2 separate regions of the Homo sapiens genome follow, and region 2 is linked to region 1. The links are chromatin loops, found by intact Hi-C in ENCODE. Cell type or tissue: dorsolateral prefrontal cortex. All regions are shown on one strand. Links, peaks and the distances in the headings refer to the core of each region. The heading gives the core; the rest is flanking DNA.

Region 1 (5,390 bases), core at 101-5,100:
AGACCAAGGCGGGTGGATCACTTGAGCTCAGAAGCTGTGCAACATGGCAAAACCCCATCTCTATAAAAAAAATACAAAAATTATCTGGGTGCGGTGGTGTCCACCACCTACAGTCCCAGCTACTCAGGAGGCCAAGTAGGAGGATTGCTTGAGTCTGGGAGGCAGAGGTTGCAGTGAGCCAAGATCACACCACTGCACTCCAGCACTTGTCTCAGAAAAACAAAACAAAACAAAAGGCTATCTAATACAGTGGGGATAGTAAACATGTTAGTAGAGACAGGGTATAGTTTATGTTGACTTGATATTATTATTGTCCTATAACTTGATACTTTTCCTTCCTTCCTCTCTTCTTCCCTCTCGCCATCCCTCCCCTACTTCCTTCCTTTTTTTCTCATTTCTTGCATATTCAACAATGGGTCAAACACAAGACCCCATTTCCTTACCCAGTCCAACTGCTATCAGGAAAAGGAGTTTTAGAGGTTGGTGCCTGCCTGCTGGTGGGAAGTGTAGAGGTTTATAATTCCTGAACGCAATGATCCTTTATTTTTTTTTGTTTGTATCATTTCAATCTTTTCTGTTGTCCTGGAGGCTTTAATTATCCTATATAACTTTTCTCTATTGTTTGCAGTGAACAGGCAGTCAAATATTGACTATATTTCAGGCAGCAGGGAATTCTGGGAGTACCTGCGGTCTTTTGCCACTGTGACATCCTATGAGGGCTCTTGAAGTAGAGAAGTAAGAATGTACAACTTTCATGGGTACAAGACTTCTATGTTTTTATATATTGCTGAGATTTCTTTCCCCCAGTGTATTTTTTATCTTAAGAGCTAGGGGCATTATTCTTGTTAAGAAGATAGGGCGGAGGTGACATCCTGGGCATATGAAATGGCAGATGCTAGGTTTTCTTTCTATATTATCTATATGCACATGGGTTTCAAGTGTTTCTGCAGACCTTGTGAGAAATACAGCTTGTTGGGTATTTCATTTCTGCACCTGAAGTAAGTTCTTGTTAACCATCAATACTTGAAATACTGCTTTCATTTAAAAAGGAACTAAAATCTACTGTTGTAACTCTTTTCATTGAAAGAACCATCAGAGATTCTAGCGTGCATGGTCACATGAAAGCATCTCATTGAAAGGCTTGGCTCAGTGAGGAGCAAGAATTTGTTATATTTGCCTCCTCATTTCCTCCTTACAAAATTTATGAATAGCTTATGAATGGACACCATGGGCAACAGATGCACATTACAGAGATGACTTTTAAAAACTGTAATTATCTTTTGGCTTCTGGCCAAAGACAAAATGCCGCAAAACTGCTTAAAGGTACATGCTAATTTTTCATTGCTGAACTCCAAATGGCTTTGCTTTTTGTGCACTTTTCTAAGTGTATTTGTGAAATTGAAAGAGGAGAGAGAGAAAGGAAGAGGAGGAGGAAGAGGCAGAGGGGGAGAAGGAAGAAAGGAAAGTGAAGGGAAGGAGAGAAGGAAAGTGAAGGGAAGGAAAGAAGAAAGGTAAGTGAAGGGAAGAAGAAAGGGAAGGAAGGAAGGAAAGAAAGTCTTGCATTCAGGATACCAATAATAATAATAATAATAATCATTCAGTAAACAATGAACTTGCTAGAGAGAACATGAAGTAATTCTTGTATTACTCATGCTCTCAGACCCCATCCTAAGGGTGAACTCAATAAGCTCTTCAGGGTTACTTGGAAGAAGTTCAAAACCAAAACAGGGTTGAAAATATACCTTCAACCCAGATTCCAAACAAGGAATTGGAAAAGAACTGTTACCAAAAATTCAGATATATGAATTCGAGAAATAGAATTCAATCACAGTAACACTTTGGGCTGTATAGCATCTCTTATAATGAAGTGCTTTTATTTATCCACGATCTCATCAAATTCTCAAAATGATACTGTGAAGGAGGAAGATGTAGGAGAGACTGCGATTCCCATTGTAGCAGGAAGAATTCTAAGATGACCCACAGTGATCCAACTCTGTCATAAACCATCCTTTCAATTCCGAGGGGGATCTATAGATATGATAGGATATCACTTCATGATTAGGTTATGTCATTTGGTACAGCTGACTCTAAGAAAGATTGTCCTCCATGTGCCTGACCTATTCCCGTGAAACCTTAAAAGAGATTGGGCTTTTCCTGGCGAGAGTCAAAGCAAGGGAGGGACTCAACACAAAGGAAATTCTCCCTTGTTGGCTTGAAGCTAGAGGGGGAACAGGACAAAGAATGAGGCAGCTTCTAGAAGCTGAGGGTGGGACTGGCCAGCAAGCAAGCTTTTCAGTTTAATTTGCACTACTCGTATTTTCTCCATTAAGAGTTAGAAAACATTTCTTATAAAGAGCCTGGTAGTAAATATTTCAGTCATTGCAGCTACTTATGAAGGCCGGCTGGACTTCCTTCCTTCCTTCCCTCTCTCCTTCTTACTTTTTCTTTCCCTCCCTTTCTTCTCTCTCTACTCCCCCTTGTAGCAATGCTTTAAAATGTAAAAATAAAATAATTATTTGTTCAAGTATTAAACCAAAATAAGTTGTATCTGGTTTGCCAGCTCTGGGTTGAAAAATTAACAGAACAATACATCACAGTGTTTGCTGATTTCTACCATAACTGATCTGAAGCTACCAACATAAAATTTCTTCACTGACACAAAGAGATGTGCGGTAGTATGCCATTATATTGTGTTTCTATATACTCACAATAGAAGTAAATAACCATACAAAAATAGCAGTAAGATATATAATTAGGAAGCGCTGAGTTTTGAGTACCTGTTGCCCTCCTTTTTAATATAATTGTAAATTTATTTAATTTTTAATAAAGGTTGTGTTTAACAGCTCACACAATTCCTGAAAATTGAACAACCGGCCCTCATGAGCCAGTACAAGCCAGCTCTAACACAATGCTGAGTATGCCCATAAAAGATAGAAGTCCTTGTTTCACTCCCCTTTTTTCCCTTCTGTCAGCTGGAATGTGGATCCAGCAGATCCAGCAGAATGTGATGATGGGCCACCTACCCCAGACAGACTCGGCTACGTCACTGGCTATGGCACTGGCAGAACAATGAGTTCCTAACACTAGAGCTTCCATATCAGGGGCATGGGTTTCTCAAGCTCTTGTTTCAGGAATAGAGGAAATAAATTTTTGCCTTGCTCTGCTACTCTTATTTTGGGTTTCTGTCGCAGCAATTGGTCCTATAGCAATAGAGCAGATATTAGTATTAACACAGCAGATATTAGAATTCCCTTGTTTCAGTGAGGAAACTGATGACTACAGCGGTAAAATTCCTTTCCCAACATCACATGGCTGAAAGTCTCTTACTTAGTATTGTAAGCCAAAATTCTTTTTTTTTTTTTTGATTTTTTTAAATTTTTATTGAGACAGAGTCTTGCTCTGTCACCCAGGCTGGAGTGCAGTGGCTCAATCTCGGCTCACTGCAAGCTCCACCTCCCGGGTTCACACCATTCTCCTGCCTCAGCCTCCTGAATAGCTGGGACTACAGGCGCCTGCCACCACACCTGGCTAATTTTTTGTATTTTTTAGTAGAGACGGTGTTTTACCGTGTTAGCCAGGATGGTCTTGATCTCCTGACTTTGTGATCCGCCAGCCTCGGCCTCCCCAAGTGGTGGGTTTACAGGTGTGAGCCACCGCGCCTGGCCATAAGCCACAATTCTTAATTCCAAGTCCTTTGTGATTTCCATTGTATCATGTCACATATTAGGTCAATCAATGAAATATGTATTCATTCATTTATTTCATCAGTACTGACAGATGTGTTTTACATATAAATGTAAAACATTTTGTATTGTAAATGTATATCATTTACAATAAATGATGTCATTTGGAGAAGGCAACCCCTGAGGGGCAAGAGGAAAAGAGGTCCTATCTGGTCAGTCAGGGAGGAGGACAGGTTGCAGGAGTATCCTTTCATATTTGAAACTTTACTGAACAATGAACTCATTGCTGTGCTACATGCCATGGGGATTATAGAAACACAGAGGGAAAAGTAACCTGATATCCAAATGTTTGCCTATCCCACATGCATGAGCTTTTTCTCATATTAGCATGCTTCAGGATCACTTTTGACTATTACCATCTTCCAAGACCATGTGTGCCCTTAGGACCCGACTCATTCATAACCCAAAGATTGACACATAGAAATGCCTTATAATCATTTCTGAATCAAAATTTTCTAGGTTCTAATAACACAAATACATGTTAATTAAAATAATGTTATCGGTATTTTCTCATGCAATTAGTATTTCTTATTCAAACTAGCATTTCTTTTCCCAGTGAAATGGTAACAGCTAAAAACATTGTGGCATCACATTTAGTACGGATTTTCCTTGAATTAATGCTTTTTCCTTGTCGTGTGTAGGTATATATTTATACATCAAACACAATATTGATCTTTTCTCTCAAAATAACTACTTTCAGACATAAAATATGTTTTATGTTTTCTCTCTATTTTGTCTTAGTCTGGTCAGCTTAACTAAAATCCTCAATCTCAGGGGGTAGATTAATCTAATTTTCACTGTTTCTCTATATTCACACCAGCTGAAGACAAATGGTTTAGGGGGTAACATTATTAAATATTATGATTTTTATTTTATTCATTCTGTTGGGAGGGCAGGTGGCTACTTATTCCAATAACATAAATTCTGGGATATACAGCTTTCTATTTCTCCTTTTGCAGGAATTTAATTTTTTTCAAGATGCTTTATTTTGTTGACTTTCATTTATCTCTTTTCCCATGTTAAACTTGCATAGGTCACATTTCTCCTGGCCTCACTCTGTCATGGGCTACTGACTTATTCATGGAAAGTCTCAGCTTTTATAGCAACCTCCAAACCACGGCCACAGACACATTGTCTAATAGCAACACAAGCTACTTTGTTCTCCCCCAGAGGAGGGCTGGCTTCTGGAAAGGACTCTTTTTTTTTTATCACTGGATGGGAGACACAGAAGGTCCAGCAGGAAGTTTTCACCTGATAGACTCACTGAGACTGTGACTCTTCCCACCATTTCTGGGCAGCATGGAGTGCCATGCCACAGGAGTGCCCTACGGCTTCACCAGTGGGTACCTGAAAGGCTCAAGTGACCCATGTTGGAAACGGGGAGGGACTCACTCCCAGTGGGGCAAACTTTGACCATTGAAAGACAGGAGATGAGAGAGAGCTGGAGAATACATTGTCCTCTCTGTCCTCTGATACGTTGATCTGAGGTAGGGAGTTGCTGTACAGACAGCACAGAGATGCCCTGTGTGGCTGATGACTAGCTGCCTCTCAGTTATGCACCACTTTGTCTTTGCTTCCTAGTACTCCTTGCTGCTCTTCTTGCCCCCACCTTCTTTTTTCCCTGAAATTGTGTGTTAATTTTTTTGA
Region 2 (5,390 bases), core at 156-5,155, 55 kb after region 1:
TTTTTTAAATTTTTTTCCAGGAATGTCTCCTGAGCATGCACTGATGTTTTATGAGATGGGTGTCATTATGTACAGTGATTCTAAGGGGTCACCTACCATCCTGCTATATGAACCAAATGGGCTTCACTGGGAAGGTAGTGCCACAGCCATGATCCCCTTACCATGGAGGGGGCCCCATGGAGGACTGAAATTCTCTTTTCCCATAAGATCTTTAGAATAACTATAGGGCTTTGAGTTTGGAACCAAGTGAATAAAATTAAACAGCTTCTTACAGATGACTTGAGAAATGAATCTCCACTTTGTTTCCTTAGCTTTGCACAGCTGTTATGGAAGAAGGTATTTCTTAGGAAGAAAGTGGCCGTTCATTACAAAACAACCTATCTAGACAGCTCTGGGTACCTGGAAAAACAGTCTCAATGGAAGCAAGTTTCCTAGTTTTAGTGACTTTTTCTGCTGGTGGCTACATTCACCAAAAGTGAATGTAATATTTTCTCTTGTTTAACTTTGGCTACAGGACACTAAGGAGTTCCTTTTTATCAACACTGAGATTAACTGTCTCTCCAGGAAGAGAGAAACCAAGTTACTCATGATTTGGTCATGTCAACTTTTTTGACTTTCTGGCCAGGTTCTGCGCATGTTAAATTTTCAGTCTCAGACTGGGACCAGCAGATTTTCTCCCCCAGGCCCCTAGGGCTGTGCTTGATAATGACTCTGCAATTTGTCTCATGCTTCCCAGAGATAGGAGCATTTTTCCCCCCACTGTTCCATGCTATTTACAAAGCACAGGTATTATGATTTATTTCCTTCTTCAATATTTATCAATATTAATGAGTATCGTGTGCAGTTATTGGATGAGGCACTTACTTAAGTGGAAAGAGATTAAAAGTGGTGCTGTTATTTGGTATCAAGGTGGTTTAGGCCTTGAGGAGAAAGCTACCTGCTTCGATTAGCCTAATGAGACAACTTAATGAGAAAGTGATCTGCTTCAGCTATATTCTTATCAATACAAACAAATGGCATAGTTAGGGTATTTAGCTATATTCTTATCAATACAAAGAAATGGGATGGTTGAGACATTTGTACGTAGCCATTTTCAGTATACATATATATTTATTTTGCTTTAAGTTCTGAGATACATGTGCTGAATGTGCAGGTTTGTTACATGGGTATACATATGCCATGGTGGTTTGCTGCACCTGTCAACCCGTCATCTGTGTTTTAAGCTCTGCATCCATTAGGCATTTGTCCTCATGCTCTGCCTCCCCTGGCCCACCCCCCCAACCCCCGACAGTCCCTGGGTGTGTGATGTTCCCCTCTCTGTGTCTATGTGTTCTCATTGTTCAGCTCCCACTTATGAGTGAGAACCGGCAGTGTTTGGTTTTCTGTTCCTGTGTTAGTTTGTTCAGTATACATTTTTATTATTAAAATTAGTTGTATTGTGAAAATAAATACTTATAATGAATTAAATGCTATAAACGTACATTGTCCAATCTGGTAGCCAGTAGTCACATGTCACTACTGAGCACTTGAAATGTGGCTGGTCCACAGTGATTGACTATAAACTATACAATGGAGTTAATCATTTTATATTGATTACACAGATAATTTTGATGTAAGTTAAACATACATTTAAGTTAAATTTCACCTGTTTTTTAAAAGGCAACTACTAAAAATTTAGAATCACATGTGGTTCTCACATTTTGATTTGTATTGAAATGGTTTAGAAGAATGCAATAAATAAAAATCAATAAAATTAAAAAGTGTAAACATAAAAAGTTCTATTTTATCATCTCCTCCCAACCCCAATGCCTCCCCTGAGAACTGAGATTTGTCCTGCATTTAAAACTCCCCACACATATGTACATAAACTATGAAATATATATAAAGCTTTGCAATTTGCCTTTTACTGTTAAAAATATATAATGGAGGTTTTTTCATAAAATCTACTTTTTCAAATTTGCTCTTTTCATTTACATGTGTAAGGAAACCAGCAGGCCTGAGGAAGAGTGCATTTAGTGCCTTGGGGGCATCTTCCCAGATGGCCCTGGCAGTGGATCCTGCACTGTGTCTACTGATGTACTCCCAGGGGTTTCAGTCACCTAGCCTGGTCCCACATTTATCTTCCCCTGTTCCCAGCCTAAGGCACCCAGCTCCTCCATCACCTTTCCTTCCAGAGCAGCCTCCTCTATGAGGCCCCCTAGAATCTCAGGCTGTGTGTGGAGGACTCAGGTTCCTGGTGAATCCTTCTACACTGCCTCTGAGAACAAGCCCAGAAAGCTTTTGTATTTAAGGTCTCTACCAGGCCAGATACAGTGGCTCATGCCCGTAATCTCTGCACTTTGGGAGACTGAGGTCAGAGGGTCACTTGAGCTCATCAGTTTGAGACCAGCCTGAGCAATACAAAGAAACCCTGTATCTACAAAATAAAATAAAATAAAATAAAATAGCCGGGCATGAGCATGCACCTGTAGACCCAGCTACTCAGGACATTGAAGTGGGAAGATTGCTTGAGCCAGGGAAGTCGAGGCTGCAGCGAGCTGTGATTGTGCAACTGCCCTCCAGCCTAGGCAACAGAGACCCTCTATTAAAAAAATAAATAAAATAAAATAAAAAATAACAGTGTAACTCTCAGTGCCCCTGGAGTAACAAAGTTTAAGTAACCTTAGGAGAGAAGCCACTGGAAGAGTGGTTCCAAGTGTCAAAAATATAGTCAATTACTACATCAGTTAATCATATAAATGCCTCCCTATTAAGGGAATTTGTATCTAAATATTTAATGAGACTGCTAAAAAGAGACTTTAAGCTCTGAAGCATCAGATGGAAATGAGGGTAATATGAAGAGGTTTTACTGAAAATTACCAAAAATAGCAGGATGCTTGGTTCCCAGTATTTTAGAGCCAGATTTAACGCTGCCAAGGCAGGAAGATTGGATGATTCCTCTTTGAGGAATTAGGTATTTTTTTTTTAACATGTAAGGAGAGGGTCTACTTAAAGTCAAGAATAGGCTACCCTGTGAGCCCTGAGGAGTGAACAACCTACCACATCCTTGATGTTTAATTCAGGATTGAACACGTCAAATCGTAAGGTGATTCCAGGGTGATGCTCGATTTTGATAATTGAAAAATCAGGGTTCCTTAAAAAGATAAGCAACCTCATTTTATGACAACACTACTTTCGTTATAGGCTTGTCCTCTCGGGAAGTTTCCTATCAAGGAACTCTTCTTCCTTGCCTCTGACAGCAGTGGAGACTGAAGCCCGTGCTTGTCCAACTCCCAGTGTCTAATCAAATGCAGGTTTTTCCTTTGGATTAACCACATTGAGAGTGTTTGCTTTGGTCCCCAAGGCAAATATTCAAGGACATTAAGTAATAAAACTTAATATAGGAACAATTAAAATATGGAATTTATGAAATATTAGAAACCAAGTTGAATGTTTATTGTCACAAATGTTAATAAAAAGTTAATTGTGCCCTTTAGCAATTAATTTATGCACAATTATCTCAAACTGTTACTGGGCCTTCTGAACTAATTATATCGAGGTATTAAAAGAAAATGCCCAAGTATCTACAAAATAGCTTCATAAAAATCTGTGTGCTTAGCTTGATGTGGAAGCCCTTAGCTAAGTAAGTATTATTAAATGAGTTAAGACTATACCCCAATTACTCTATAGGAGTTGATTATTTAAAATTAGTATGCTGTGGTTGGGTACATTTAAAGAGCTTTAAAAGCAGCGCAAAGCATTCTAAACAATTATTGCCTATTGTACCTTTTATTTAAGCACAAACTCAGTCTTGTATGTTATAGCTCCTATGTTCTGTTTAATAGATGCTAAATTAATGCACTGGAATAATGTAGAAATATGCAGTACTATCTTCATAGCTGCATTTTTTAGGCTTCAAAGTTAAAAAATAAAAATTAGGCAGCGGTTTTCAATTGGATTCATTATAATACTATATTATTCATGGAGAACCTATCAGGTGTCATGTATTTTACACGTAACAAAGGACAACTCTTGGCTCTTACATCATGCTAGGCTCTGTTCCAAGCACCACTATATATACATATGTATAGAGCCTATTTTAGTAGTAGTTCCATCTGCCTTATTCTCTCTCTCCCTGTTCCCCTTCCTTTCTCTTTCAATCTCTCTCTTCACACACACACATGCTTTATTTTCCGAGTCATTTGGCCATTTATAGAGCAAGTTGCAGCTATGGCACCCTTTTATCTGTGAGTACTTCAGTATGCGCTTCCTAAGTTCAAACATATGCTGTTAAATAAACACATTTATTAAAGGAGGAAATTTAATGTTGATGTAATATAATTTAGTTCTCAGTCTATAATCAAATTTCACCAGTTTCCAACAAAATGTCCTCTATGACTATTTTTGTTCTCAGCCTAGCATCTAATTCAGGCTCTTGCTTTCCATTTAGTTGGCATGTCTATTATCTTTCAAATCTGCAACAATTGCTCAGCTGTTCTTTTTCACGACTTTGAAATTTGGAGGTTTAACAGGCCAGTTATTTAAATGTGTTTGATGTTTTCCTCATGATGGGATTCATGTTATGCATTCTAGGCAGGAACACCACAGCAGTGATGCTGTGTTTTTTCTCAGTGGATTCTATGAGCAGGGAATGATGTCAATTTGCTTCATTACTGGTGATGTTAACTTTGACCATCTAGTTAAGGTGGTATCCACCAGGTATCTCCATAATATAGCTACTCTTTTCTGTAATTAATAAACATTTTGAGACTATGAAAATACCCCATTCCTCAAACTAATACTTAGATAAATAAACATCATGTGTTAGCAAACTAGGACAATTTTGTGAAATAGATGATATGTGATAATTAATTGATGGAGAAAGCAAACTTACTCAAAGCTAATATTTAAGACATCTATGTACAAATAAACATGCATAATGCATTATAACAATATACAGCGGTGTTCCATGCAAATATAAGCCATTTTCCAATTCATTTAGGAATTTTGGCAAGTCAGGATTGTACAATTTAATTACATTTTTAGCCTTCAGATGGGCTAAGAAAATTAAGACCAGGAAAAACAGACACAGGGAGAACAGTTTTCTCCTCAGAGTCTAAATCTAACAAATCTGAGAGAAGGAATAACCAACGTCCCTTAGTTTTAAATCCTTCTATCTTCTGCTAGATTATTTTTATTGGTTTGTGTGTTTGTATATTTAAATTAAGTTATAGAACAAAATATTTCCCATCATATTCTGCTTTTTAAATGGTCATGCAGTGTCTAGACAAATAATATAATCAGGTCACTTTTAGAACATAAAGGGATATTAAAGATCATTTCATCAACCTTATTTTAGAGACAAGATAAGTTGAAACCGAGATAAATTTGAGTAAGTTAGTTGCAGAGTA

Evidence for each region. Peaks named below come from ENCODE experiments on the same cell type or tissue, not always from the same donor. Only the 100,000 strongest peaks of a DNase experiment are listed, where the experiment ranks them.
Region 2: a loop joins it to region 1, with 4 times the contacts of the local background. A loop is called at or near these places in 1 of 110 quality-filtered maps.

Annotation. Positions count from the first base shown.
Region 1 is chr16:76,939,929-76,945,318 of GRCh38, reverse strand. No RefSeq gene overlaps it. Among named protein-coding and RNA genes, the nearest start is that of MIR4719, 74 kb to the right of the region's middle. In dorsolateral prefrontal cortex, for the core only: no CTCF peak of the experiment used is centred there; no DNase peak of the experiment used is centred there.
Region 2 is chr16:76,885,049-76,890,438 of GRCh38, reverse strand. It overlaps the pseudogene LOC100128497. Among named protein-coding and RNA genes, the nearest start is that of MIR4719, 19 kb to the right of the region's middle. In dorsolateral prefrontal cortex, for the core only: no CTCF peak of the experiment used is centred there; no DNase peak of the experiment used is centred there; H3K27ac peaks cover 1,269 bases.